Regions from separate parts of the Mus musculus genome. Here region 1 is linked to region 2. The links are chromatin loops, found by intact Hi-C in ENCODE. Cell type or tissue: left cerebral cortex. All regions are shown on one strand. Each heading gives the region's core, and the rest is flanking DNA. Links, peaks and the distances in the headings are about the cores only. Region 1 holds the start of 2610035D17Rik (RIKEN cDNA 2610035D17 gene). Region 2 overlaps Slc39a11 (solute carrier family 39 (metal ion transporter), member 11).

Region 1 (15,215 bases), core at 2,616-10,615, 84 kb before region 2:
TCTTTAAAGCTGGCAATCCTAGGAATAGTCCCCAAAGAGCCCCAAGACCATGAAGATCCGTGGAAATGAAAAGAAGTCATCTCTGGGCAAGACTAGAGACTGGCCCATTTTTCCTGCTAGAACCTAGATGATTGGCAGCTGTCTGAGTTGGGGTTTCTACTCCTGCACAAACTTCATGACCAAGAAGCAAGTTGGGGAGGAAAGGGTTTATTCAGCTTACACTTCCACATTGCTGTTTATCACCAAAGGAAGTCAGGACTGGAACTCAAGCAGGTCAGGAAGCAGGAGCTGATACAGAGGCCATGGAGGAATGGTACTTACTAGCTTGCTTCCCCTGGCTTGCTCAGCTTTTTTGCTTGCTTTCTTATAGAACCCAGGATCACCAGCCCAGGGATGGCACCACCCACAATGGGCCTCCACCCTTGATCACTAATTGAGAAAATGCCTTACAACTGGATCTCATGGAGGCATTTCCTCACCTGAAGCTCCTTTCTCTGTGATAACTCCAGCTTGTGTCAAGCTGATGCCACCTGGGAAAGCAATAATTGATTGAACCACAATATGTGATGCAGATAAAGCCCCTTGGCTGAGTCCGTCTTACAAGTTCAAATGATGCCATCAGATGGCCAGTGTGACCAGCAAGCCACACGGGCGCCTACAGGTATATCTTTCCCAAGCTGTTGCCTATAAGAAGACATGTTCCTGGGGTGACAAGGGTCTAGAGAAAGGGTTTGGAAAGAGGTGCATGGGGGGTGTTACCAGTTTCCCTCACAACAAAGAGGAGAAGGGAGGGCCAGGATACAGGAAAGGTACTTAAATAAAGATAAAAACCAACCCTGGAAAGGCCCAAACAGCCCAGTGGTCAGGGTGGGGCGAGAAACCAAGACCAGCTCAGATCTCTGGTTAACCACATCCCTGGTTTCCACTCAGAAATCTAATTAAACCGCCGAATACCTGAACGCCAAAGTGGGCTTGCCAGAAACCACAGATCCCCTGAGAATCAATTTAACACACAAACAAGTGTATCTGTCGAAAGGCCAAAGAGGAGAGGTCGGGGGCAGAGTTCACCCTGGGAAGAGGTCACTGGGAGTCATTTGCTACGGGAGGTAAACCCCAAGGTGTGGCCTGATTCCTCCACCATCCCCAAATAGCTCTAAGGACAAGCAAGCTCTTGACACCCAAGTCTAAAAGTGAAAAAATGTTAGAAACTGAAATGGCAAAAAACAGCATCCTCGGGCACAAGCCGTTTCCCTCTCACCACAAGGGGGTAAGGTACAGAGAGCTGGGAGGCTCGAATATGAGCACAGCCTGTGCCCCAGGGCTAATAACAGGTACTCAGTGAAAATGTCCGGTCCCGACTGGAGACTGGATGCAGGCACCGGATAGCTGATCACAACCCAGAGCAGGCCGAACCTTCTGGGCTCGCACAGGAAAGCACGAGAAGAAAGGAGATCGCCTGAACCCAGCCCTGATCCTGGCTCTCTCTCCACGGCTCTGCCCCCAAATCTGACACCTTGCTATAGGGCTCAGGCTCTAAACCACAGGCCACCCAGCTGTACAGGAAAGGGCTCATTAGTAAAATGTATAAAGTTTCCATTGAAGCACAAGGTTCGCTCCTACGTGAAAATTTGAGGCTGTGGGACAAGCAGGAAGAGAGGACTCACCCCAGAGTGCCCCTAAACAGTGAGACCATGCTCCGCGTAGCCCTCCAGTCCCCACACCTCCACACCAGGCGCTTTCCAAACACCTTCCTTCCCCAGCTCTGCCAGGTTGGGAGTTCAGGTCGACAGGTGAATTCTGCTGGGCCTAGGTAAACAGCCTTGGAGGCACTAATCTGTGCCCGAAGGCCTTCCTCCCTCAGGTGAGATGACAGCCTGATATCACCAGGCTGAGGGTAATGTCAGATGGGACATGGGCACCAGAGCACAGGAAAACTGCAGCCCAGATAGTAAGACTTCACGAGTACACTAGGCCACCGAGCCTTGCCATCCAGAGATGGACAACTGCAGGGCAACTCTGCTGTCCCTGGGTTCTTTGAGGGAATTTAACTCCTAATAGAGGTTGCTTCCTCTAGGCTACAAGCTCCCCAGAGCACAAGAGGGAGGGAGGGAGGGAGGGAGGGAGGGAGGGAGGGAGGGAGGGAGGGAGAGAGGGGAAGAGAAAGGGGTGTACAGTGTGGACTAGAAAGTGTGTGTGATCGATGGCTAGCAAGGCAAAAGGGTACAGCTACAGGGGAAGGCAGGGTGGATCTTGAATAAAAAAAAAAAATTAACCATGAAATCACAACATGATCCAGTCATTCCACTTTTGTTTGCAGACCCAAAGGACTAGAAGCAGGAACCTAGACGAATATTTACACACCCAGAACGGTGACAGCATTATTTACTGTGGCTGGAAGGCCTCGGCAGAAGGAGGTGACATTGGGACTCAGGAAGGAGAAGCAATGGGTACATGTTACTACAGCATGGATAAATGTGAGGGCATTGTGCTAAAGTGACTAGCAATCAGTCAAAGTCGCAGATAGGATAGTAGATGGGTTTCCAGGGCCAGGAAGATGGGAAACGGGGAGTTAGTGCGCCATCAATATGGAGTTTCTCTGAGGGCAAATGCTATCTGCGGAAGTTGGGTGACCACTGAGCAGTGCACAGACCAAGTGCCACAACTGTACACAGAGAAACAGACAAAGACTGTAATTCTTACCTTCTGCATATCTTATTATGATAAAATAATGGATTTTTTTTAATGAGTTAAGAAGTCAGATCTGCAGACACAATGACAGTCACCTAACAGTTCTGAGCGCCTTCTGAATACAGAGGAAACCCCTAAAGGCCAGCACCCCCCAACACCATTGTCTCTATAAGTAAAGCAAGGCAGAACCCCTCCTGACTTGGCTTCTTACGAGAGGCCACAGGCAGAGGAACGAAAGGAACAGCATAAGTGTCTAAGGACGCATCCTGTGGGCACTGTCTTTACAGCCTGAAGCAGGGGGAAAGCCCATAGTCGCGTGACTGGAACTACGTCTACAGTTGGCTCACAGAGCATGCTCGCTGGAACTGGAGGGCTGACTAGGTTAGTTCTCCCATCCCAGGCTCCCCAGTCCAGTGAAGGCAAAGGAAAACAGATTGATCAATTTAAATGAGGCCAGGAGCCCACTTGTTAGGCAAAAGAAATGGATGCGCAAGAGACACCAAAGATCAGCATCTTCTGAGCTCAGCAGCTCAGAAGGCCGGGTAAGCTCGCAGAGCGGAGGGGTTTGATCTATTTCTAGGGTTGCAGAACTCCAGGTGCCCCAAACACAGCCACTTCTGTCTAACCACACACTAAGGCACCTGGATTCGAGACTTCTGTGCGAAAACCTGTAGCAACAAACCAGATCAGGGAGGAGGAGGTGATGATTCACGGCGCAGGAAGGATTCTTGGATGGAAACCTGCCGCCTCAGCATTCTTGCAGGTCGCGGGATTCCTCTGGGCTTTGGGACTTTCACAGAATCCAACAGGAATGGTATTGTATGGGACCCCCCCCCCAACCTCCTACCCCCTTACAGAATCAAACAGGAACAGTATCATATGGGACCCCCTCCAGCCCCCTACCCCACCCGAGGCATCACAAGCTCAGTCTAGGAAGCTAAGCTTGAGGGATTCTGAACAGAGCACACTTAACCAGCAGCCTGACTGAAATGCCATCCTCTTGTGAACCCCGGGCTCTACCACAGCGGTAGCCGGGGCTGCTAGCTGGGTGCGGGGGAAGAAGCAAAAGCAAGAGGATGGTATGTTCAAGGCCAGCCTGGGCTACGGCAGGAAGGACCTGTCCCAACATTAAAAGGATAATTTGGCACAGAGGATGCCCACTGACTCCATGGAGACCTTTCTGTTGACATGGTCACAACCCAAGGTCACAGTGGTCTGCGTGGACGCTGTTGCAAAGTAGCCCAGTTGGGGGACACCTTCCAGGCTTCCAGGGCCGCACATATGGGAGACGGACTGCAGATCTAATGTGTTCCTACACTAAAGAGTTTCCTGTTATGTACCCGCCCACGGCACAACCGTCTCGCTACGGACAAAGGACACACAAATTTGAGAAGTCTCTGAAAAAAAAAAAAAAAAAAAAAAAAAAAAAACAATACCAACAAATGACAAGAACAAAGGAGACTGGAATACGAGAAGCGAAGCCCACAGAGGCTGCCTGGAGGAGGTGGAGCAAAGGGGTCTGCGGCCAGGAAAAAGCAGTTGTTCCCTGTCTTCTCCTGTATAATGTCCCCGTGAGCACGTGAGAAGCACAGCCCACCCTGCTGCCTCCTGAGCCCCAGACAAATCCAAACAGAACTAAGGTGGGGCAAGCAGGGGACGTGGCTAAGCAAGGTCTCCAGGCCGTTCATCCTCAAGCAAGCCACAGTCTGAAGGCATATTGAAGAGGGCTGGGGACAGTCTAAACCAGACCTGGGTAGATCCAGGAAGAGCTGTGGTTCCTTGGGTTAGTGGGGGCGGGGTTCAAGGTCAAGTCCTGAGAGAGAGGGACAAGAGCAAGGATGGAGAGCCACCCCCATGCCCATCCTGCGCCCCTGCCCCTCTCCCGTAATACTTCCTGCGATGACCTTCCAGGTTGTGGGCTGGGAACAGGAAATGCCTTGCATCAGGAGGAAGAGCAGAGACTAGAGATCTCTCCCACTACAAACTACAGGGTGACAGGGTGTAGCAGCTGAGGCAGGAGGATTGTTTCAAGGTCAAGGCCAGCCTGGACTACAGAGTGAGACCCAGACTATCCAAGACAAAACAAAACAAAACAAAAACAATCAAATAGTACAGGTGGTGGGGACATTCCGGATCCTCAAAGAAAAATCAAGTCCAACAGCCAGACCCTAGATGTATGCTCTCCTGGGACCGAAGGGACCTCCCAACTGCCGAGCCTCATACAGATGTCATCAATGCTCTGTGCAACCAGTCACTCCACACTGGAGAAGCAGAGCTATGCCGGAAGCAGGCAGCCCTACGCTGCACAAGGCGTATGGAGGAGCTGTGTGGGGCGAGGAAGTCAGAGAGGCTTCCTGGAGGAAGAGAAAATGAATTTGCTCACTGTAGGACCTTTGCTGAGGAGAGACAACACACGGGCTTCAGCAGGCCAAGAATCAACCTTCTCACACATGATCTTGTATGTGAAGGCCTTCATTCCCAAAGTCCTTCACGCTGGCTCCCCAGCCCCCAAAGGAAATCTCTTACAGAAAGACAGACTCTCTTAACCACAACTCCCTCAATCCACTCTGAGGCGAGAGCAAGGCTGTCAGTCCCTTTAGCTGCGACCAGGAAATTCGACCTCAGCGAGGTTTGCACGCCAGGGGCCTGACACACCTGCCACTCCTGGGTCGTGAGTCACCTGCGCAAGCACTGCACCACATACTACTCAACCATGGGGCAGGCTGCTCATGGGCTCCTCTCACGCACACCGGATGTTATCCATCTCCTGCCTCCAGAAACGTGTTGGGACAGATCGGTTAATAACCCAATTTTCACTCAACAACATGCCTGGTGGAAGTTCGATGAAGTCGGGGACGGAGAGATGGCTCTTTCATTTGGCGTCTGGGCCTCCCATGGGGTCCTTGGGGGTGGAGGGTGGGGTGTCCTGATCCTGTTCAGCAGCTGTCAGACAGGATGGGTCAGTGGGGATGGATGGGAGATGGAGGTGGCCTCTCAATTTCAGGCCTTCTGGGAACAAAAGCCACCCACTTCTTGTGCTCCCTCAGTCTCCATTTTTACAAGATGGCTTTGTAGCATACAGGATGAGTTCGGGCCCCACTCGGGACACCAATGGGGTAATAGGAATCGTGGGTCAGAAGCGTCAGATCCTTGTTGGTGCCCCGGGGGCCTGATCAATACACCATGGTGCAAGCCAGATGTTAACATGTGGGGAATCTGGGGAAAGGAGACGGGAGAGGCCGTATTTGCCGCTTTCCTATAAATCTAGATCCGTGCTCAATTCAAAGGTTAATGTTAAAGAAAAGGCAGTAGTTTAAATCCTGCTGCCTAGCAAACACAGACCTGCGGGGTCACTGAAGCAGTTGCTAGCATAATTCGCAGGAGAAGGTCAAGCCAATGGTCCTGGAGGTTGGAGGTGTTGAACGACTCTTTGGAAGTGGGTAGGCCTGGCAGGCTCAGTGAACTTTTCGTGGTTTTTAGCCCCATGCCTCTGTGTCCCCTCCCTAAGAGAAAGGCTGTGTGAGAGATGAGTGGTGCCCTTCGCCTCTAAACCCTCTTGGAAATGTCTTCCACTTGTAAGGCTTCTCCAACGTTCAATCGACAGACTTAAAGAGGACAATCTCTAGAAACCAGTCGAGATGCGTCCTCCCAAGTGCAGAGAAATACTGAGGTACTAAGGGACTCCCCCGCCTTGGCATTTGCTTGCTGGGGCTAAGTTTGGAAATACCTAAGTATCCAACAGTAGACAGTAGCAATCCTTTGCTTGGTGGCTGCAGAATTCAGTAGTGCTACGAGAGTCATAAATGGGGATCGGAGGAGAGGCACATGAACAGGAAACAAAGTCACGAATACTGTGGATTGTACACCCTCAGCCTGACCCTAGAAGAGGCCCTTTGAAACCAGTCTCACTGACCAAGGACCCACAGACGATCTCTCCAGGACCCATTCTCCCCGTCCCCATACAACAAGAAACTACAGAAACGTGCACCTGGCAGAAAGCGTCCGGTCGCCACAATGCTAGATACACAGCGCTTCTTACTGGAGAACCGTCCAGAACCAGCCTGGGCATCCACAAGCACCTGGGTGGAACCAGGGGCAGCAGGACCCCAGTTTCTGCAGGACAGTCAAGACTCATAATACTTCATTTAAAACATTTTTTTTTCTTCCTATGCTGCCTAGCCTGCCCTCCTTGCGCAGGTGCTGACTGAGACCTCAGGGCTCCTGGGCACTCACCAAAGCCAGTCCCTGGCTGAATAGCTTCCTCTGTTGGAGGGAGTTCTGGGGTGGGAAATGGACCACCACACACACACACACACACACGTTCCAAAAGAACACCTCAGGACTGCTGACAGGGATCGGTGGGGGAGGGGAGAAGAAATCCATATCTGGAAATTGTCCCCAGGAAACCAGGACCAGGGGGAAAGTTCTGGAATTAAGGGTGAGAGCCCAGGAGGGAAAAGGAAACAGAGGAACCTGGTGTAATTTAGGGTGGGGAAGCTCTATCATTCATTCAACAAACACCTACTCTCAGACAACCTCGTGACAGGTACCAACCTCCCTACTACAACGCAATCACAAAAGGACAAGGAGGAGAGAGACCTATTATTGAGTACTGACTCCTATGATTTACAGTTATGTCTCAAGACCTAAGGCAAAAGTCTTCTTCATCATAAAAGTCACACCAAGAGGAGGAGGATGGTAGGTGCAAACACTGGACCAAATTCCTGCCCTGGTAAACTGTACTCACATGGTGGCCAATACCCATCTCTCCATCAACTCCACAGCAGCCCAGTCCTGAAAATAATGCAGTATCCACCAAGCGCTCCCACGGCTACCCAGCCCCCGTGGCCTCTTGCAAACACTGTGCCTCAGCAGCCCGCTGCGTGCAATGGGCAGCTTCCTGGAGAGGCATGGCTAGCAAAGCAAAGGGTCCCAAAGGACCAACCCTGCCAAAAGGCAAGTGCCAAGAAGGCAGGCGCTCTCTGTCCTGGCGCGGGGTAACCAATGGCTTATCCATGCCGCAGGACAGGACGATGAGCCCAGAACAGCCGCTGACTACAGAGATCTGAGCTAGTAGGGTCCACCTGAGGGTTGCTAAAATGATTTCCCGGACGTCAATCCTTAAACCTTCAAAAACCAACACAAGGCTAAAGAAGGGCAAATCAAATCCACAACTGCGCACTGCGGGGGGGAAACTTACCTCCAGGTGAAAGAGCGGCTGGGAGATGGAAAGACAACCCACGGATGATGGAGACCAGGTCGAGAGTCTTCTAAATCCAGTTGATAAGCACCAAGTAATCCACGTTAGGGGAACCCCAACCCTTTACCCCACTGTCCATCCAGCGCCCAAAGCCAAAGTGCGGCCACCACGCCGCGGCCCCGCGTGGGTAGCGCGGAGATTACGCGCTTCGCCTCCCAGGCGGCTGCCGCGCTATCTCCAGGAGCGGACCGGCGCCAAGAGCAGCGGGCGGAGGCCACCGAGGGCTCTGACCCGTGCATCCCGCCTCCTCGTACAGCTCTGCGCCTTTCTTCTATGAGCATCGCCAACGCAAACACACAATCCGCGCTAGGAGAAACCCCTATGGCGAATCCAGACTATCCTAATAGAAGCCTCGGGTTTGTAGTCGGGCAAGGATCCTGTGGTACAGGGAGGACGCTCGCCAGGCAGCAAAGCCCTGGAGGCGCAGAACCACAGCGTACAGCCCGAAACAGAAGAAGTGAACACTTTCTGCGCCACCACTGAGCTCTGCGAGCCGTTGGGCCATTCCAGCCTTTTTTATAGAGACGGGTTTGCGGGTGGGCACGGCCAGAGGGCGGAGTAAAGTGGTCGATTGGCCGAATGGTATCCTGGGAGTTGTAGTTTTGTCTTCTTACTCCTTCCGCTCATGGAGAATATTGGCAAAGGGTAGACTCACCACAGCTACCTCCCTTCGCAAACTTTGTAACGAAGAGATTCCATTCTGTTCTGGAATTTATCTCTTCTTCTAGAAGTTATCTCGTTGCCTTAGTTTCTTTTCCGTTGCTGTGATAAAATACTGTCAAAAGCAACTGACACTAAACAGCCACTTAATTTTTGACAAAGGAGACAAAGTCATACATTGGATTGCATATTTTCACCTTGTAAATAAATCAACTCAAGGCTGCATGAAAACAAAAAGCTGTGGAAAGCAAAGGAACCTGTAGAGTTAAGTGACAGCCCACAGAAGGGGGAAATCTGTGCCAGCTACAAGGGGTTACTATCTAGAATTTGCAAAGAAACGCAGACATTAAATACCAAAGAGGTAAAACTGCCAATCAAGAAACGGGCAGCTGAACTGAATTGACAGAGAGAGAGAGAGAGAGAGAGAGAGAGAGAGAGAGAGAGAGAGAGGAAAGCCAAGAGGAAAGGGAACTCAGATGGATAATAAAGGAAATGCAAAATAAAACTCTGATGAGATCTGTCCCACCCCAGTGAGAATTACTGTTGTCGACAAGTCTGTCAGGACACATTGGAGAAGCTGGGCAGAGGGAGTAGCCCTTACTCACTGTTGGTGGGAGGGGGAGTTAATTCAGCCAGTGTTCAGGTAGATCAGTTGGGAGATTTCTCGAAAAGTTGAAAATAGAGCTGCCCATATGACCCAAAATTTTACTCCTGGGTATATACCCAGAGAAGTCCATATCCTACCATAGAGTTTTTTGCACACACACACACATACACATACACACACACACATACACATACACACACACACATACACACACACATACACACACACACACACACACACACACACACACATACACACACACACACACACACACACACACACACACACACACACACGGTGTTTATTGATGCTTTATTTGCTACAGCAAAAAACCCAGCCTCAATCAAGATGTCAATCAGCAGATAAATGGATAATGAGAATCTGGTATGTATACAAAATGAAATACTATTCAGCTCTTAGGGAAAACTGAAATTTCAAAATTTTTGCAGGAAAATGGATGGGCTTAGAGTGGATAATATTAAGCAAGGTCATATAATCTCAGAAAGAAAAAGCCGTGCCATCTGCTTCATATGAGGAACCTAGCCAAAGCTCTGTGTATACACGTAAACAAGTACACGTGGGCACAGAATAACGTGAAGAAAAGAGAACAAGAAAGCCCAAAATATAACGGAAAGAAGAACTAACTGCAGGTAGTGGTCACAGTTGCAAAAGACAATGCAAAACCAATCGCTTTTATGGTTCTAACACTTTATTTTTTCTATTTTTTTTTTTTGTGGCGGGTGAGCACATAAAAATAAAATGGGAAATGGCAGTGTAATATATATTATATACATATAATATATATACTATATATATATTAAAGGGGTTGGGTTTGGTTTTTTAGCATCTTAAAAAAGAATGGGTTTCTTTTAGCTCACATTTCACATTTCAAGTACAGTCCCTTGTAATGAAAAAGGAAGGCAGCAGGAACTTTAGGCAGCTGTTCCTGCCACATCCACAATCAGAGAGTAGAGGGGTAAATTCACCCTGCTGCTCCCTGTTAGACAGTCGAGGACCCCTGCCCAGGCAATGGTCCTGCCCACAACTAAGATGGATCTTCCCATACCAATTAGCATAACCAAGGAACTCTCTCACAGGATTCCTGAGAGCCCTGTCTCCTAGATGATCCTAGATTCTGAGACAGGGTATGCATATTTAATAGGACAAGAGAAAGCCAGGTGTGGGCTTGCACCTGTTACAAGACTCAAGAGGCTTAAATGAGGGAATGTCTAAAGAGTCCATAAGTAAGCCATTCTCAACCTATGGGTCATGACCCTTTGGGGAAACCAAATGTCCCTTTCACAAGGGTCACATAGCTGATATCCTGCAGATCAGATATTTACAACAGGATTCAGAACAGTAGCAAAATCACAATCATGAAGTAGCGACAAAAATAATTCTATGGTTGGGAGGAGTCACCACAACACGAGGCGCTGTATTAAAGGGTCGCATGCAGCGTTAGGAAGGCTGAGAACCCCTGCAATAAGCATATGCATGCATATATACATGCATACACACAGTGACAGGACTCATTTCTATTCACCCAGATAAGAATAATGGGGTGTATTGGTTACTATTCTGTTGCTGTGATTAAAAAGAAAAAGAAAAGAAAAGAAAAGAAAAAACAAGACCAAAAGCAACTTAAGGAAAAAAGTATTATTTTAGCTCTGCTCTGGTTCTAGAGGAATAGCTTCCTCATAATGGGGGACAAATGGCTTGGCACAGCAGATGGGGGAGCAGGGGTAGGAAACTGGCTGATACCATTTCATCCACAAACAGGAAGCAGAGAGAAAGAACAGGAAGTGGGGGTGATGCTGGGAACTGCCCCCCAATACCACCCTCAGTGATGTGCTTTCTCCGGCCAGCCTGCGCCCCTAAATTTCCATAACCTCCCTTAAACAGCACCGCCAGTGGGGACCAAGTGTTCAATGACCTGTAAAGGACATTTCTCATTCAGATCACCACATGGAGTTAGAGATGGGGCAATGGAAGCCGTGCCTAGGCCTCCCCTAAGCCCAGTCTTCACATTTCTACCCAAGGCCCTAATGCACTGTCCCCCACTGAAATCGCAAGCTCTAAGCAAGCTCTAAAGTTGGCCCTGGCTTCCTGGCTCCTTTCTGGTGCTGAATGACACCCATGGGGTTCCAGTGGCAGCATAGAAAGCTTAGCACTGATCCCATTCTACAGTACAGCTGCCCCATCCCCTGCTTTACAGGACAACATGGACAAAGGTGAAGATCAACAGCGCAGATGACTGGCCTCCTCAGGTCTGCAGCGCAGAGTCCCAGAGAGAGGACCTCTGCCCAGTTTCTCCAGGAGATCTCTCTTAAAGTAGAGAGCCATGTAGCCATGGCAGGGAAGGACCGCTGTCTTCTCATGATGGTACCCGAGCCTGGGGTGGGTTTCCATAGCTGCTGGATCTTCTGCTCTCACTTTTCCTTCCACTCCTCGGTATTTACAATTTTATTTTTAACAGCGTTAGCCAGTATTCTGTACGAGGAATGTGGAGGAGCAGAGTGAAGTCCATGTTCAGTAGGAACTCCTGATTAGCTAAGGAAACAGATAGATATGGATATAAAGACACACACACACACAATCACATGGGTTACTGCACACACATATCTCTGCTCACTATACTATGAAGGATAAAATGCAAAGACACCCCAGGACCAAGAAATACCAGGCCCAGGAGTAGCTTCTAATACTATTGTCCTATATAATCAGCCAGGGAGACTCGGGGAACTGGATGAATCTGGGGTCAAGGGCCAGAAAAAAATGTAGGAAGAGTCTTGGCCATCTTAGAGTGCTAGTAAGTAAGAAAGTGTTAAAATGTACAGAAATACCACATAGTAATATGATTATGGCAAAGGGATATAGAAACCAATTCAAGCCAGGTCTGGTGGTTAGGCCTATGGCCCTAGCTACTTAGGAGGCTGAGGACATAAAGATCACAGGTTCAAGGCCAATATGGACAAAAGAGTGAGTTCAAGACCAGCCTGGGCAACGGTAAAATGCCATATTAGAAATGAAAAACCAAGAGAGCTGGGCGTATCACTCAGTGATGGGGTGTGTGCCTGGCTCTGGGTTCAATCACTAATACTATGTAGAGAAAGAGGGAGGGGCATGGAGGAAGAGGAGGAGGACAAAGAGGAGGAGGGAAGAGGGAGAGAATGTGAGCAAGCTAGCATGCAGGAAGGGGAAGGTGGGAAGGGGTGAGGAGAGATGGGAAAGGAGAGGGAAGAGAATGGAAGGAAAAGGGATAGAGGAATGAGGAGGAGTAAGGAAAGAGAGTGGGGGAGGGCACAGAGAGGAGGGGAGGGGAGCTGAGAGAAGGAAGATATCAATTCACTGAACCCTGGGTATCAGAATCTGCATCTACTGATGCGAATGGGGTTTTATTTATTTTAACTTTGCAAGTAGGCATAAATACATATATAGTTCTAATCAAAACCTTTTGCAAGTCAAAACTCCTTGACAGAGTATTTGCCTTAACCAAGTGGAGCCCCCCATCTCTCCCTGCAGCGTTCTTTCTGCATGTCCCAGAGAACCTTCCTGCCCTGCCCGGCAAATGAGGCAGAGCATTCAAAAATGTGTTGTCACGGAGGGAAAGCAACAGCATCTGCGGCTGGCCTGATGCCACACGTACGAATCTCTCAGATCTCTCAGGATATGAATATTGGCTGGTTAGAATATGCAGATGAATTTGGCACTGGTGTCTGAAAAATGAAAGGGAAAAAAAAAGAAGAAAGAGAGAGATCAAAGGGAGGCTTACACAAGGAGAAAGGCGCATGCTAAGCTTCCTGGCAGGTGAGCAGGGCGAGAGGGCGGGGTCTTCGGAAGTCAATTGCTGGGTTTTGCTTGTATGGTGCAGAGATTCAAATAGCTGAAAAACAGATGCAGAAAGAATTGGGGGGGGGGGTAGCGAGGGACACTATGATTCAGGCAAGTATCCCTGAGCTAGCAAGTTTCAAATGGGCCCAGCCCCACCATTTATAGCCGTGGTCCTGTGAGGGGATCTTCAGACCCCGGATATCACACCACGTGACACAGCGCTCTCTAGCCTCTTCCCGCCATTTTACGTGTTCAGTTCTCAATCACGGACCCCAGAAATCTCAGAAGTTCTTCCAAAGTCTTTACTAAGCATTTATATATGTGTAAAGGCTCGGTTTTTTGGCCCACTCTCTCCTGCTGTCCTGAGAATAGTCTCTTCTTCAAGACTACACTTTTTTTTTTCTCAAATTAGACCTGAATTGGCCATTTCTCCTCTTAGCAGCTCTTTATTGTCATTCCCATGATGCTGGTCTCTTTAGGAATATTCTTCAGACTTCATCAGACTTGTCCTTCAGGCTCTTGTGATACAGCCCTTTCTGTCAGGACTCTACCTAGCACTGACTCTCTTCTCAAAATAGTCATTGTTGTGTTCGTTGGACTCTCAGAATGCTCTGTCTTTGACCATTGACGTAGGCCGATGTTGCATTCACAGCTCCTTCAATGGATGCTAAGTGTACTTAAATACCATAGCTTTGCTTGCGTTTGAAAATCCCCCTCAAGAGATTTAGTCAACATTATTCTGGTTTAACTTGAAAGACAAGACTACATAGCTAAGAATGAAAGAACAGATAAATGGTGCTTTGGAAGTAGACAATCTCACTCATCGCCCAAGTTGTACAGGATCTCCAGATGCCTTGTCCACAAACTTCCACCCCAAAGCCAGCCATCACAGCAAACTGTCCAAACTGGTAGAGGTTGCTAGCCAGTGTCTATGTGCCAGAATCATTGTAGCAGATAATTTTTTTTTTTTTGGTGGTTTGTAGAATTGTGGAGGATAAAGTTGTATTTTCTGAGATTGTGTGAAAAATGGGAATGAGTAGCTTTCTGTGTGAAAAGCAGAAATGGTGGTGATCATGCATTCACTCAACAAACATCTACCTGGCCCTGCCAAGTACTTTGAAACTATGCACATCACCGTGGATATCATGGCAAAGACAAATATGTTCTCTTTCTTTGTGTGGGAGTCAGGATACATAGGTGAATGACCAAATTAAATAATTATGCAGTTCAATAAGAACAGGAAAAGATGATGTAAGCCTGATTTATAAGTATGCGTTATTTACTTTGCTGTGATAAAGTACCAAGACTAAGGCAGAAAGAGTTTATTTGGGCTGATAGTTCCAGAGGGAGAGCCTATAATGGAGTCATAGCAACAGGAGACTGAGACAGGATGCTGAGCGATCATATCTTCAGCCACAAACATGAACCAGAGGATAAACTGGAGGCCTGCTCCATTCATGGGCCCAAACCTACAAGGGACACTTCCTCTTCAAACCACCACACAGTGGGAAAAGAAGCTCGGGCTTAGAGAGGCTTCTCCCAGGAAGAGATAAGTTACAAAGCTGGTGGCATGAGACTAGCCCTGGCAGGTGCACATAGACAGTCGCCCGCATCCGACTTGGGGACACGAGTGAGTTATCTGGTAAGAGAAGGTTTCCAGGGCCGGCCAGCCTTTGTCTCTAAAGGAAGATAGGGCATTTGGTAAAAGGATGTGATGTGGGCGTAGGAAGGTTAGGAGAGGAAGTGCGTACCTGAGGTGGCACGTAACGCTAGAGAAAGCAGAAGACCAACTTCTCATCTGGGAGTGTGGCAGTCATGTCCCTGAGACTTCCATTTTCTCTTGAAAATACTTCATCTGGCACCCGGGATGCCGATCCAAGAGGATGAAGGACGGGGGGGGGGGGGGGGGGGGGGCGTGGGGGGGTGATTCACGCCTTCTTTATTTTACAGATGAACTAAATAAAATATGGCCATGCCTAAGGAGGCCCTACCCAGATGATGAAAGAAGCTCTATAATGCAAATATTACTAAAGATGACAGCTGGGTCAGTCACCTCAGGTGCCCTCCTTTCTCCTTAAGTTCATTTTTTTTTTCCAGCTCCAGGGCGCAGCTCAGATGTATGAGTGGTGTAATCGAACAGTGCAAGGGCGGGAAGGGGCGGGGCGGAAT
Region 2 (15,215 bases), core at 3,702-11,701:
CAAAACTGGGGGCCCTGCCCAAGGCCTGGGGCATTGATGTGAGTCCAAAGCCTCTCCTGGCACCTTGCCTGAAGTGTTCTTGTTTTATTTCTGTTAATAACTCTTGACACCCAACTTTTATGCCTCATTTATGGTTTTGCTAAGGACTTTTGTACATTTCGTCTCCTAGTTCTTTCCCGGTGAGGTGTCTCTTTTCAACTTGCTTGGGATCAAGACAGGGCCAGGAGTGGCTGACTGATGCAGGAGGGCATCGGATCTGGAATACCCACACCTGTGAAGTGGCATCTGAGTTCACTGCCACCAAACCTTCCCAAGAGACGTCAAAGAAGAGCTGGGGAGGAAGCAGAACCGGGGGAGGGGCAGGTGCCCCCATTCCCCACCCAGAAATGCTATCATAGGGACATATGCTCTTGTACATTTCCTTCAAAACACAGCCTACCAACCCCATGACCGAAGGGTCTCTGGAAATGTCCTCCAGTGCTGAATGCCTTCTCTATGTAGGCTCCTCCGAGGCATCCAGAAAGTTTAACATGCCCTGTCATCCTTCTGCCAACCCTTCCAGCGAGCCAGAAACCCAGCAGGGGGATTTATTAGTAGAAGAAAGCCACACAATCTCTTTGTCACAATCACAGCCTTGTCCAGAAACAATGTTGCCTTTCAAATTGTTTTCCGCCTTGGACGGCGGATTTATAAACTGAACTGGTGGTTGGGAACAGAAGCAAGAGCAAAGAGTAGCAGCCTTGTACTACCAGGGGCTGGTTTAGTGTTATCCTGATAAGATAATCACAGATAAAACCCCCTCCTGGAGGCGGGGGCTCCCCTCCACGCCTCTAAGTCTGTGTTTACACAGGCAAAGGCTGAAATTTGGGGGCAGCTTTTTCAGAAGAAAGGGAGGCCGAAAAAACCCAAGCGTTTTCTGGGAAAGGAAGTGGGATAGAACTGTAACATGTTGGGTTTGTTTCCCTAAACGATGCAGAAAGGAAACAATCTCGCAATTTCCAAAATGGTGACTCGAAGCCCTGACCGGGCTTTTCCTGTGGCTAAGTTGGATGCCTCTGGTAGCTGGGTGTTGCACGCCACACGCTGAGTTCATTACAGGGTCTTGGGGTTTGGTGTGTGCTTACAAATCTCTGTAATAAGAAAACGGGGAAAGATGCGGCTTGGCTGAACAGTTGCTGGCATCGTGTGATGACAATATGAGATCTGACATTATAGACTCCTCTCTCTCTCTCTATATATATATATTTTTAATTGTTCTGCTCAAGGAGGAAGAGGATGATGAATTCAATATGGTTTTAGTTAAGAGACAATGGGTTATACTGGATCTGGTAACACCATATGGTTTTAGCTAGGGGACCATGGGGTCTGCCAGACCTGGTGGTCCATGCCTGCAGTTCCAACACTTGGAACGTCAGAAGCATCTGGATATAAAAAATCAATCAATCAAACAAACAAACAAACAAAAGCATCAAACCCCAAAGAAATAAAAGGCATGGGTTTGGAACCTTCTTCTCACTGTCCCACTGAGCCACTATGCACTTGTGCCCCATGTTCTCCTGGCCCTCGGGTAGGGCCAGCATAGCTGACAGGGTGTGGGGAGCTGGATGGGGCTTCCTCTGTGGAGAAGGCATCTGGGAGAGTATGGTTTATCTGGAAGGGACTGAAATCATGCTAGACTCTGCCCGTGTTTGTAGGGAAGACCTACCCTAGCCTAGCCTGGATTTATCCCGTCAGCCACTCTCTAGAGTTCTGGGGTAGCTGCCAAAATGGGGACAGGTTTGCCTTGGCCCCTGCCATATGCTAGAGCATTCATCAATACACCGCCAAACGACAAGAAAAATCCATAAGACCAACAAAACTGGCCGCGGGGACATTGGAACATTCACCCATACACAATGACAAGCATCTCCAATTATTTGGTTGTTTCTGTACATCTCTGTCACACAGAGATGGGAGCTGCTAGGAGGGAAAGCAAGAATAGATGTCACAGCCCTGCCCCTGGGGCCCTCAGGCCCTGGGGGAATGGAAGGGGGATACAAAGGAGCCTTGGTGAGCAGCAGGCAGGGAGGTGGGACCAGGACATATGGCCTCCTACAGAACCCACAGCTCAGCCAAGGTCAAGGCTCTGACACCCTGGGGGGCCACTTCCACAGTCCATCCTAGAGGCAGAGTTTGGAAATCCCTGGAAGGGATTCAGTTCGTGCAGATGTGGGGCATTACCCACAATGCCTTCCAGGAGACTTAAAGAGCTGGAATTTCTCTTAAAGAGAAGGAAGTCCAAGTGGCAGCTTGCTGGACTTCAGAAGCGGGTTCCCCGTGCACTGTGGAGAGACACAAGGAATAGCTTGGCGGGGCTGGAGAGGTACGGGTGCTGAGTAGGAAGCCCTGGGCCAGTCGGAGCTCTTCCAGAAGAGGGCGAGCGACACGGGTTAAAAACACACTGATTTCCACCCAAGCTTATGCTCCCGAGTAAATCGACGGCCTTCGCGCTCACGAAACTTAGTGTGCTGCCTCAGCTCTGTTCCACTGCGTTTAAACCAACTGGGCCTTGTTTTGTTTTGTTTTTCCCCTTTTTGCTCCTGATACGTCGAAGGCCTTCAAAACTTGTGGCACGTAGTGAGGGCAGGTGCTGAGGACGTTGCCGAGTGTCCTACACTACACAAGACACCCTCCGTGACGGGATTATTCTTCCTGAAGACGAAGCATCTCTAGGTGGAGTCAGTGCTCCTGCGAGAGAGTGGGATGGGCTGTTGGGGAGTGTGGTCCTCAGAGCAAGAGTGTCATTGCTGTCCCAATCAGGACAGAGGGGACTGGCCACAGAAGGTCCACCATAAGCCTCGGCCCTCACAGAAGGAAGGGGCGGGGAGGTCATCAGACCCTTACTTGAGATTAAGTCACTGCCCTTCAGGCCTCCCCCCTGGCTGATATAATCCCACTTAGTAGCACATGGTCTTGGGGGATGTCATAGAGCACCTGGAAAGGTGACCGAAAGGAGGGGTGCCATCTATATAGGTGTAAGGAACTTGCCATCCATGTTGGGGCAAGACTTTCTAGGGACGCAGCTGTCTGGGGGCAGGTCACCCACATTCTAGTAAGTAAACCCAGTACTTCACGGGGTGGCCAAACTGGACTTGGTAGAAATGTTCCTTTGGTCTGCTGGTGGTGCCCTGTCTTTGGGTGGGTAGACATTTGTTCACATTTCCCCAAGGCCCCCTCTTTTCCAAGGAGGGTGAAGAATGGGTTCTATCTGCTTGTGCATGTGGGGGTCTGGAATGAGCGAGGAAGACTTCATGGCCACCGAAGCCCTTAAACCCCATTACTGCCCTGTCTCCAGACAGCAGAGCCGAGAGAAGCTGTGGACGGTTCTGACCACTCCTTCCTCCCACGGAGATTTCCATAAGAGGCCTTTCCTGAAACACTAGGTGCTTTCCATCTCGAGTGGCTCCTTTCCAAACCATGAGGGAGGGAAGAGACCCCCACAAAGTCTGTTGTTCTTACTGAGAACCTGGGTCAAAAGGGACAGAGGCATCAAGAGAGCCACGTAACATTGTGAAATCCCTCAAGACTCTAGTTCTGACTAGAAAGCCTGGTGGCCAAGTGGCCCTACAAAGCTGATGGGACTTTATTTACAGTAGTCCTGAGGAGGGGCAGATGGGGAGGGGCCATGACAGCAAAAGCAGAAGGCAAGCAAAGACGCACGTCTGAGTGTCGGCCTCCCTGCCTCAGGGGAATGGTGTCCTCCAGGGCTCATAAAACATAAACAAAGGCTCCCCACCTTGTTTGATTGTGTGTGTGTGTGTGTGTGTGTGTGTGTACACGTGTGTGTGTGTGTGTGTGTGTGTGTGTGTACACATGTATGTGTAGATGCCAAAGGTTAACCTCGGGCATTTTTCTTCAGGGAGCCTTCCATCTTGTATTCTGAGACATCTCACTGATACCTGGAATGTACCAGTTCAGCTAGATTGGTTGACTAGTGAGCCCCGGGAATCTGACTATCTTCCCCCCCCCTCCCCCTCCTCCTCCAGGATGACAAGAAGATGCCACTCTGTGAGTTCTAAAAGCTGGAACTCTGGTCATCTTGCGTGTCTGACCAACACCTCTCTTCCTGAACCTTTGCCCCAGCCGTTGCCCCCAATTTTCCTGATGAACTTAGGTGATTCTTTTAAGGCCAAAGTTCAGACAGATTCAGTCCATAAGTAACTGTGGAGAGCTAATAGATATTTTTGCTAAGCAAGTTCAAGCCAAGGTTTTCAGAGTCCCTGAGTAACTGCAGGGACAGCTTAGCTAGCTCCTCCTTGGCGTGTCTTCAGAGGAGCCTTGGAAGTTCATCAGTCTGCCTGACGATCACTAAACAGCAGACCCTGTGTCATGGCCTCTTAGGATAACCAAATATCAGTTGGCAGATATAGTGCCAAGCACTCTGTATAGATTAACTCACATATTCATATCATGTTCATAAGATACATATGCAGCTGCCATTCTGTGAAATGCATTGCAGAATTCCAGGAACTTGTTCAAGAACACACAGCTGTCCACAGCAGAGCCAGGAGTTGAACCCAGGAAGTCAGACTTCAGGGACCATCGTTCAGAACATCATACTAGACAGTCACTTGCCAGTCCTTGGGTCATGCAGACGAGAGAGGGGAGGGGAAGCTGAGGCTGAAGGGCCTGAGGAGTAACAGGCAGAGCAAAGACTTCCGCTCACCCAGTGCTGGACAGTCAACTCTGTTCGCTGGCAGCTTCTCATTGGGTCCTATGAGGACTTGAACTAGATAGGAGGCTCTAGGGAGGCAGGCAGGCAGGCATGTGGCAAGTGTTTTACACACACACACAACACAACACCACTCCTGCACATTCTTGCATTCTACCCAAAAGGAATGCACAGTCTCAGCCATGAAGACTTTGTCTCTCCCCTAAGAGCGTAAGAGCAGTTAAGGAGCTTCGTCCATGCATCCAGCTTAGGTCCCACTCTAAGCCCCAGGCTGCAGGGAGCCTGCCCTGTAGAGTGATGGCGTTCCATCTCTGGTCACAATGAATCACACTGGAATGTCAGAAGCATAGGGCCTATTTTTGTTGGTCATGAACCTGGGATTGTTCCTGGGAGGCCACTGCTCCAGGACACAGAACCTGGTAATAAAAGCCTAAACTGATGAAGGCAGAACTGAGAAAGAAAAATAGGCAGAAGCTCAAAGATGTACGTTAAGCCCCTGGAGCAAACTGCGCCCGAAGCCAGGATCCTTGGACTCTTTTTGTGAATCAACAACTTCTCATTTTTTAGTTTGGGAAATGGTGAGCTGCTGTGCCTCAAAGTCCCGGTGTGTGCAGACACACCATCCATTGGCTTACAAGCAGGAGGTGGTGGGATGTTAGCACGAGCTTCGTGGATCATCTGTGTGTCTGCACACACGGGGACTTTGAGCCTTGGTCTCCTCAGTCTGTTCCCAGCAAGCCCAGCATCCTTTACCAAGCTTTGCCTCTTTCCCGTTTTTATTTATATTGTTTACAAAACACGGAGGCACAGCAGCTCACCATTTCCTAAGCTAATTTATTATTAGGCATGTGTATTGTATGGGACACACACACACACATACATACACAGAGATACACACACACACACACACATGCCAGAGGAAGATGCTGGGTGTCTCTTCTATCGTCCTCTTTCTTATTCCCTTAAGAGAGGGTCTCTCACTGAACCTTGAGCTGAACCTAGTGGCCAGCAGATGTTATCCTCCCATCTCTGTTCCCCATAGTGCTCAAGTTGCAGGACTACGCATGACCAAACTTGGCTTTTTCACATGGGTGCTAGCTGAGCTTGGGTCCTCATACTGTGTATGTAGCAAGTGTTTTTCACCCACTGAGCCATCTCCTAGCCAGGGATCCCAAAGGATTTGCTGGAACGGCACGACCTCTCTGTGGATACACTGCGCCTCTGACCTAGCTTGCTATTTGCAACTAAGGGTGACAGACTAGACAGACAAGGATACAGGGGTCGATTCGTCTTCTCTACTGGGAGGTTTTGACAAACAAAGGCTGGCGCCTTAAGTGACAACTGACAGACAGCCACCTGACCCAGCAGCAGAGACCGAGCTCGGTGCGTCTCCTAAGTGTGTATGGTGCAAGAACTATCTTCTTGGGTCAGTTGTCAATTTTATTAACTTGAAACTGACACCCTCCAAACATAAAGGAAGGACTGGAGAGGTGGCTCAGTAGTTAAGACCACTCACTACTCTTGCAGAATTTACAGCCCAAAATCTGTTCCCAGCATCCACTCCAGATAGTCCAGTCCCAGGGTGGGGGGCATCTGACACGTGTAGTATCTAGGGCACCTGCAGTCATGGGCACATACCTTGCCCTACACACATATGCATAGTTTAAAAAAAAATAAAAAGAGGAAAGACAGGGCAAGCATCCCCTACTCCTCTGTATATTTTTTTCCTCTGGTTTCCAATCTCCAGGAAACCCTTAGCAAGTTTCTGGTCCCTCCAGATGCATGGATGCCAGCCCTCTGCCACCCCTGAAGTATGGCACCTCAGGTGTATGTGTGTGTGTGTGTGTGAGAGAGAGAGAGAGAGAGAGAGAGGGAGAGAGAGAGAGAGAGAGAGAGAGCTGCCATAACTGGACCCCAGGGCACCCAGATGTGATTGTGTTTGCATTCCGACTGGTTGGATCACTCACGCCTTGTTTAGTCAGTTCCCCCCACAAACAATCACTCCTGGATGCATTTAAAACCCTGCGGTTCATCTGGGCTGGCTTCGTTTTGAGGAGAGGGAGAGTTCACTTGTCTAGGGCAAAGAGGGATGGATTGTGTAAAAGTGGCAGTGTTCCTGGCCGCCTGCCACCTTGATCCCTTCATTCTCTCCAGGGATGGAGACTGACTCCTCGTGGAAATGCCTCTGAGCCCTTCAGAAGTTCCCGGAGAGGAACCGGGGCAAACCCTGCTAAACACGAAGTGCTCCTAATGGCTTCTCGATTCTCAGAGAACGCTCTGGCAGAGGGGGTGGGAAATGTCTTGCCAGCCCAAAGGGCAGGGCAGCAGCAAAGCCAACACTTACTGAGCCTGTTGGTAAACAAACCCGGAGAAGCCAAGGGAGCTTGGCTTGTCCCCTCTTGCCTGTCAGACAGAATTTAATACCCCCTGTTCCGGCTTTTCTCCCTCCTGTGACCCAAGCTTGCTTAATTTCTGCTTACAGTGTGGGTCTCAGAGGGAAAGACGGGACTGGTCATAACAGAGGAGGGAGTTGCCTCTCCAGGACAGAACCTTATACCAGTGTGGTTTGTGACACTGTCTACTTTACAGGAGCCTAGACCCCAGCTCAGCCAGGTTTTAAATTAAAACCAGGAGGAGATCGGGGTGTAGCTCAGTCGGTAAAGTGCTTTCCTACTATCCAGGGAGCCCTGGGCCCAACCTTTAGCAACCTAGAAACTAGGTACAGTGTTGTATGCCTCTAATCCCAATGGAGACAGGATTAGGCCCATGATAATTCTCTATCATTGGGAGAATTGGAGGTCAGCTTGGGCTACTTAAGACTGTTTAAATAAATAAATAAACGACCCAAACTACCAACCAACCAAAACAAATAACAAAATAGAAACAGGGAAGCTGAGATGGCTCAGGAGGTAAAGGTGCTTGTCGCTAACCCTGACCTGAGTCCAAACACCAGAACCCACATAGTGAGAGAAGCGAACCTGCTCTCTCAAGCTGTCCTCTGAGCTCCATTCAAACCCTGATGCACGTGCCTGTGAGCACATGCTCCCACCCCCAAATAAGATGTAATAATAAAAGCTTGGAATGGCCCTGAGCTATGGCCTAGACATCAGAATTTAGAAAATAATTATGTGTATGGGTGTTTTGCCTGCATGCCTGCATATAAATACTGAATATCTGTGTACCTTGTGTATGCCGAGTGCCTACAGAAGCCAGAAGGGCATATCAGGTCCCACAGAACTGGAATTACAGAGGGTTGTGGCCCACCATGTAAGTGCTGGGGATCAAACCCAATGCCTCTAGAAGGGAAGCGAGAGCTCCTAACTGCTGAGCGATCTCTCCGGCCCTGGCCTCAGCCTTTGAAAGCTCTCCAGCTGACTGCAGTGTGCAGCCGAGGGTTCGAATCTATGTCTCCCCTAGTATGGCAGCTATGGATGGCTGGTGAACCCTGGAAATATGTAAATCCAGACTGAGATGCACAGTAAGCGGGGGTGGGGGGTGGGGGGGGTGGGGGGGTGGGGGGGGGTCCGGGAGGAGGGGAGAAAAGGGGTAGGGTTTCAGGGACTGTGAAAAAGAGAATCTAAGCCTTGTTATGAGTGAGGGTGCCGTGTGGATCTCAGCTGGAACAATGTTGATCTGTCCTCAGCGAGACTGGTACACATGTATGGGCAGGGACACGTGGGCGGTGCCGAGGGGTGGGTCAGAAGTGGAAAGAATCACTCAAGGGGAAGAAAGACCGGGAAAGAGCAAGCAAGCGTGTGTGTCTTCCAGCCATTTTAAGACATCATCATTTCCATTTATAAGGAGAACAAAGCCCCAGTGAGCCCCTTGACACGCCCACGCCCACGCCCACCGGGACACACACTTGTTCTGTTACAGGCCCATGAAGTCACTCTCAGTGATCGCGGAACGGCCAGGGAGGCAAAATCCACAGCGCGGGATAATTGGTGCCAAGCAAAATGCCAAGCCCCTTTCTGTCTAGTCTTCTCAAGAATGGCAAAAGCAAAAACGATCCTCTAACTACGCACAGCTAGAAGAAGCAAGAACGCAACAGGGAGAGGCGAGTCAGCAGGAGACAGACAGACAGACAGACAGACAGACAGACGGACAGACAACCAGGCATAGTTTCCGCAGGAACAGAAACTACACAGAAACGCCTTCTGCCTCCGTGCAGCTGGCTGCTGGCTGAGCCCACTGCCTGGGAACTGGCTGCTTAGTCGGACAGAACCCGCCTGCACCCTGAACCCTGGCTATTCTCTGTCCTTCAGCTGAGTGGCCCCCACCAGGTCTCACCTGTGATGGCTCATTTTTCTGTGTCAACCTGACTGGGCCACAGAACTCCCGGAGATTTGGTCAAGTATTCTAGATGTTTCTAACAAGGCCGTTTTTTTTTTTTTTTTTTTTTTTTAAGAGGCAACAAAAATTTTATCATTTTTGCTTTCCTTTGCTTTGCATTTTCTGGCAGGGTCTCACTGATGGCCTTGAACTTGCCTCTGATCCTTCTGCTCCAGCTCCTGGGTGCTGAGATCACAGCAGTGTGCACACTGGGTTTATCCGGTGTCAGGGGTTCTGCATTCTAGGTAAGTGTCTACATCGCTAGTCCCACAACAAACATTTTAATTGGTGATACAAAGCAGATTGCCTATTCTGATCTGGGGGCGGGAGGCTTATCCCAACATCAGGAAGTCTGAATAGAACAAAAAGACACCCCCCCAAAGTGAGAACGGACTCCCCCAGGGTGAACACCCTTTGGAATGGAAGGGAACCATCAGTTCTCTGGGTTTTGAGTTCCTCCCCACACTCTGAATTTGGACTTCCTGGCCTCTGTAATCGTGAGAGCCTTCTGATGCCTTCTGCTGTCTCCACACCCACATTTCCCTAGTGTTTCTCTAGTGGAGTCCTACGGACAGGGGTAGCATCAGGTCATCTCTCAGTCTGGTCTGCAGCCTACCGGATCATCTCCTAATGTCAGCCATGGTCTCTGACTTCCTGGGAGTGGGTGCTGGAGCTAGGACAGTTCCGTGGCACACACAGCTTCCTGGAATAATGGGAAGTGTACCCCAAAAGTGTGAGGGAAGTGGGCCTGGGAGAGGTGGAGTGTGGGACGTGAAGAATGAGTAGTTACTAGCTTGTCTTTTCTGCTGTACGTTTCCATCTTCCCACAGATGCTCTTACATCTGAATGATGCAGGATTCGACAGTTAGACTCGATTTCTTGATAAATCATGGCCAAAGATGGCCTTGGATTTACTTTCTTGCCTCTCCTGTTATTGTGTTTCCCTCCTACAGCTTCTCTGGCATTTTCTTGCTTGTCTCTGTTGCCCCAGGCTCTGCTTTCTAGACACCCAACTCCATCTTAGTATTTAAAATTCATTTGCCTCACTAGGAAATGACTGCTCTCTTGTTTGATGGGGGCCCTAATAGATACCCACTCCACATGATCTGACTTTTTTTTTTCCTATTATAATTTCGATAATTTTTGCTCTGGTTCTAATTAAACTGGCTGTTCATTTGAGAAGATGCATCAGGCCTGCCAACCACAATAGGAAAACACACGCAATCAAATGCAGAGTTGTGGACCCAGTTCTAACTGATACACCTAGTACACAAATCCTTGTACCTACAGTTCAGGAAGAGGGGGCAGAAAGACTAAGAGCCAGAAGGTTGGGGAGTTTGCTGTGAGGTTGTCAGAAGCTTAATTTATGAAGTTTCCCCATGACTAAGTTACATGTAGACTGTACTGAAACAGAGCTGAAGAAGGACCACACCAATAGACATGCTAATGTGGTCCAGAGAAAGCCCACAGAGCCCTAACCCTGCACAGAGAAGTACAGGCCACTAAGGAAGGTGGAGAGTGGGAGAAACAGTCTTCCCCAGGGAAGAGCATACCAACTGGTTATCCAATACCGAACGGTCGGTCTGAAAACATACAGACAAGTAAACATCCTGTAGACTGGGCAGGTTGTATTTTATACACATACACACACACACACACACACACACACACACACACACACACACAGAGAGAGAGAGAGAGAGAGAGAGACAGAGACAGAGAGACAGAGAGAGAGGCAGAGACAGAGACAGAGACTAAGAGAGAGAGAGAGGCCGGGAGAGAGATCCAAGGACTTCCGGCCTCTGTATTTCTATCTCTGCTCCCATTCTCCTAGCACATATTTGAGCTGACGTGCTGCAGGAGAATGGAGTCAGCCATCCTGGGTCACGTCAGCTCTTCACTCAAAGGTAGATCTCACTAACTCTTGAATGCTAAAAAATCAAAACACGATCAGAAGTCAGAGCTGGGGATGAACTCAGTTCACAGAATGCTTGTTAGTATCTGTGAGGCCTGGGCTCTGTCCTTGAGCCTTGGATAAAATAGTCTGGCGGCTCATGCCTGGGATATCAGCTCCTTGGATATAAAGGCAGGAGGATCAGAGGCTCAAGGCTATCCTTGGCTAAGTGGTAAATTCAAGGCCAGCCTGAACTACATTAATTCTTTATCTCAAAATAAAAAAAGTATATATAGTTTAAAGTTTCTAATGAGTTTCTGTTTTTAAAAAAATCAGATTTTTTAATAGAAGGTAAACTAACAGGCAACGTGGTAGGACCACCTGCAGATGGCCTTGGATCCTTCCCTAGTCATACCTGCCCGGGTACAGTAGTTCCCGCCCTGGTACATAGCAGCCCTGTGAGCTCTGAGAGTTGGTTCTGGCTGTTCTTTCCACCGCTGTACTACCAGGTAAGGAGAGGAACTTTCCAGAGTCCTTAGAGGTGACCCTCCCTAAAACACTTCCTTGTTTCTGAAAAGTCCAAGGTCAAGGGATAAGATTTTTGTGTATTTTACTAAACCGCAGAGAGAAAAATAGAAATACACGTTGAACGCGAAAGTTAATACCGTGGTCACATTGAGACACGATCTGCAGCAGGAAGGGGTGCAGTGATGGATGACAGACTCGGTGACACACCACGTGAGGATGAGAGGCCAGTCTGTCAGGAAGGAAGGTGAGGATCCTGGGTGGAGGAGTGAGATAGACCCTGGAGCTGAGCATGGTGGGATATGCCAGCCATAGCAGCATCTGCAGGTGGAGGCAGGAGGATTGCAGACTCTAGGCTAACATAAATTACTTGACAAACCCTCTTAAAAATGTAATAATAATATAAAACAGAGCTAGGTGTAGTAGCTCACACATATAACTTCAGCACTCAAGGGGCTAAGCCAGGAGGACTGCTTGGGTCTGAAGCCAGTTCGGGACACACGGTGAGCAACAGGTGTGCCTGTGTGTGTGCATGTGAGTGTGTACACTATGTGCCCCTGTGTGTGCATGTGTGTGTACTGGGTGTCTGTGTGTATGGAATATGTGTGTATTGTGTGCCTGTGTATGTGCATATATATGTACTGTGTGAATGTGTGTATGCCATGTGCCTGTGTGTGTGTGAGAGAGAGAGAGAATATGTGCATGCTATGTGCCTATGCAGTGTGCATGTGAGTGTGTGTACTGTGTGCCTATGTATGTGAATATGTTTGCACTGTGTGTCTGTGTGTGTATGTGTGCATCTGAGTGTATGCACTGTGTGCCTGTGTGTGTGCATGTGTGTATACTGGGTATCCGTGTATATGTGAATATGTATGCACTGTGTGCCTGTGTGTGTGCACTGTGTGCCCGTGTGTGTATGTGTGCATGCCTGTGTGTATGCATATGTATGTACTGTGTAAATGTGTATGTGCCATGTGCCTGTGTGTGAGAATGTGTGCATGCTGTGTGCCTATGCAGTATGCACGTGAGTATGTGTACTGTGTGCCTATGTGTGTGAATATGAGTGCACTGTGTGTCTGTGTGTGTATGTGTGCATCTGAGTGTGTGCACTGTGTACCTATGTGTGTGAATGGGTACGCACTGTGTACTTTTGAGCTTCCAGAAATGTTTACCCTGTCTCTGCCTCCTATCGCCCTGTAGAAGCACTGAGCCACCGCTGGAGTTTTGTGGGTTCTGCGGACTGAAACTCTGGTCCTTACACCTGAACAGCAAACCCTTTCACACACATCCCCTAAGCCCAGCAGGATGGAGACCATCAAGGCCAGGGAGGCAACTGCTACCATCCAGTCCTTCGTCCTTATCTAGTTGTGCCCTAAGCTCTATTTGCTTACCTTAGGACATGACCAGAGGCAGCACTCCCCCTCCCCCCAGCACCGCACCACCACTATCAAGCCATCACCTGACTTGACACTGTTTTCATTCTGGAACCAAGCTTGGAATTCATATGCACTTGCCTTCTGTCTCCAACGCTGTGGCCTGGGGAGCGGTTGGTGTCTCTATACTGACTGAAAACCTGAGACAGAGAAGGTGATTTTTCCAAAACCAACCTAGTCCTTAGACAATGGAGTCTGGGAACTTGGGTGCAGGACCAGCGACCACTATTATAGGCGGTGGGTAGATTACACTCAGCCACAGGTACCAAAGGAAGACAGATAGGGAATGGGGACAGACACTGTCCCTCCTGGGAGTGTCTCACTTGCCTTGGTGGACTGTACACAAGACTCTTGCTTTTTCTCCTCTTGACAAGTCCTGTTTTGCAGGTAAGGAAACCGTAGCCCAGGGAAGAGGAAGGGCACTAGAACACCAGAAAGCAGAACTGACTGTGGTCACAGGGTGGCTTGCTGAGCCAGCCAGGCAGGGGTATACAGTTTACAGCAGGTCACCTGGTACTGCTGCCTGGCTTCAGAGCAGGGTTCATGCAGCATGTCACCCACCAGGCTGAGGAGTGACAGGGCTGGAGTCATGAGGGGCATCACCAGAATCAGAGTAGTTCCTTACTTTCACTGTTTCTCCCAGTTCCTTTCTCCTCTCCCCACTACAAGGCCTGCAATACGGATGGATGTGTGGCTACGGCCATATGGGGGCCATACTCAGAAGTGAGCACCTCCTACATGCCTGGTCTCTGGCTCCGAGAGTCTGTGAGGGTCTCCTCCTTCTACATTGCTCTGTGTGACAGCAAAGATGTCACACCCTGACAGAGTCCTCTAAATCAAAATCGCAGTGACTTAGGAACCTTTTTCCTAGAATCTACACAGAGAAGAATTGGAAGCAGGGCCTCCGAGACGTGTTTACCCCACACCCTTTCAATGGTGTGAAAAAAAAAAAAGCTCACAAGGGCTGAGGGAATAAAATGACCCAGTTTTTCCCCTAACAGGTGAATAGAGATACAAAGTAGAAACAAAATAAGGTCCATTTCTGAGGGTGACCACGACTCAGCCTTGAAAAGAAAGGAGATCGGCACGGGCTACCTTATGAATGAGTCTCAGGAAGATTATGCTAAGTGACGGGTTCAGATGCAATGGGACAAATTCTTACAGGCATCTCTAAGGCAGTCGACTGGGTAGACAGAGAAGGCAGAAAGCTTGGGTGCCGGGAAGGAGGGGGGAGCTGGTGTTAAATGGGCACAGGGTGTAGCTTGGACAAGACAGCAAGTTCTCAAAATGGGTGGTCATGTCAGCCGTCCAGCGTGTGGTGGTAGCTCACATAAAACGACTGTGGAAGTGAGTGTCCTGTCAGGTATATTTTACTATGAATAAAAGCTAAAGTGACCATGCACACCACAGGCGCGCGTGCACAGCATCACAAGCTGAGGGAACTACCACAGAGGGAAGAAGAAAAGTCATTTTCTTGCCGTTGGAACAGGGCACTTGCACGTCGCTCCGCACTGGATCCTGCACTCCCGACCTTTGGACACACCCCAGCCATCCACCTCAGCTGACTTCCCGAGCTTTGCAGAGGCCGTGTGCTCAGATACAGAAGATCTGGGAGAACTCGCCCCTGCAGAAGGGCAGAGGGCGCAGAGGCTGGGCTCCGTGAGCCCCTCTTTGCCTGCCTTCCTTCTGGAAACCTGGCTCTCACCCTATGTGGTATACCAGGAGCTCATGGGAACAGCTGAGGCCGCCCCCCTCCCCCCGACCCTGACGTGCTATGCACCACGTCAGGGCTAGAGCCTGGATTTGGGGACTTGGAGAAGGACAGGGTAGCCCCTCCCCCTCCCCCACATTCACACTGTAGTCTCTTCCAATATGGATATACCTTCTTTACAGCCTCATTTATCTGTAGGCAGGCGGGGGTCTCATTTATTCCAGCATGGCCTCAGGCTTATCTGAGGTTCAGGAAGACCTTGCATGTGCCACCATGACCAGTTGGTGACATGCTGGGAATCGAACCCAAGGCTTGGAGCAGGCTGCATTAGGGCTCTACCGACTGAGCCATATTCACGGCCACATCTTGTTGGGTTACGGTGTTGTATTGTTTCTTAAAATCACCCTTGCCGGTGTGCTGGCACAAGCCTGTGACTTCAGCACTCTTGAGCGATAGAGACAAGAGTGTCTCGGGTTTGGAGCCAGGCAGGGCTGCACAGTGAAGTCCTATCACAAAGAGGTTGAGGAGACATCGGAGCTAGGCAGAGCGCCGGCCTAGCACCACAACCCAAAGCCTTCTTAGGAGTGCGCCCATCTTCACAGGCAGGAT

The links. Peaks named below come from ENCODE experiments on the same cell type or tissue, not always from the same donor. Only the 100,000 strongest peaks of a DNase experiment are listed, where the experiment ranks them.
Region 1: a loop joins it to region 2, with 2.4 times the contacts of the local background. A loop is called at or near these places in 6 of 42 quality-filtered maps.

The regions. Positions count from the first base shown.
Region 1 is chr11:113,193,403-113,208,617 of GRCm38, forward strand. It overlaps 2610035D17Rik (RIKEN cDNA 2610035D17 gene), which reads right to left and starts at 8,436. Exons shown (of 3, transcript NR_015556.2): 1 at 7,889-8,436. It overlaps 4732490B19Rik (RIKEN cDNA 4732490B19 gene), which reads right to left. Exons shown (of 4, transcript NR_040276.1): 3 at 12,988-13,098; 4 at 9,913-11,765. In left cerebral cortex, for the core only: no CTCF peak of the experiment used is centred there; DNase peaks (open chromatin) are centred at 3,396, 6,479, 7,654 and 8,460; H3K4me3 peaks cover 2,774 bases; H3K27ac peaks cover 1,175 bases.
Region 2 is chr11:113,276,661-113,291,875 of GRCm38, forward strand. All of the region lies in intron 7 of Slc39a11 (solute carrier family 39 (metal ion transporter), member 11), which reads right to left. Among named protein-coding and RNA genes, the nearest start is that of Gm51927, 25 kb to the right of the region's middle. In left cerebral cortex, for the core only: no CTCF peak of the experiment used is centred there; DNase peaks (open chromatin) are centred at 6,875 and 8,520.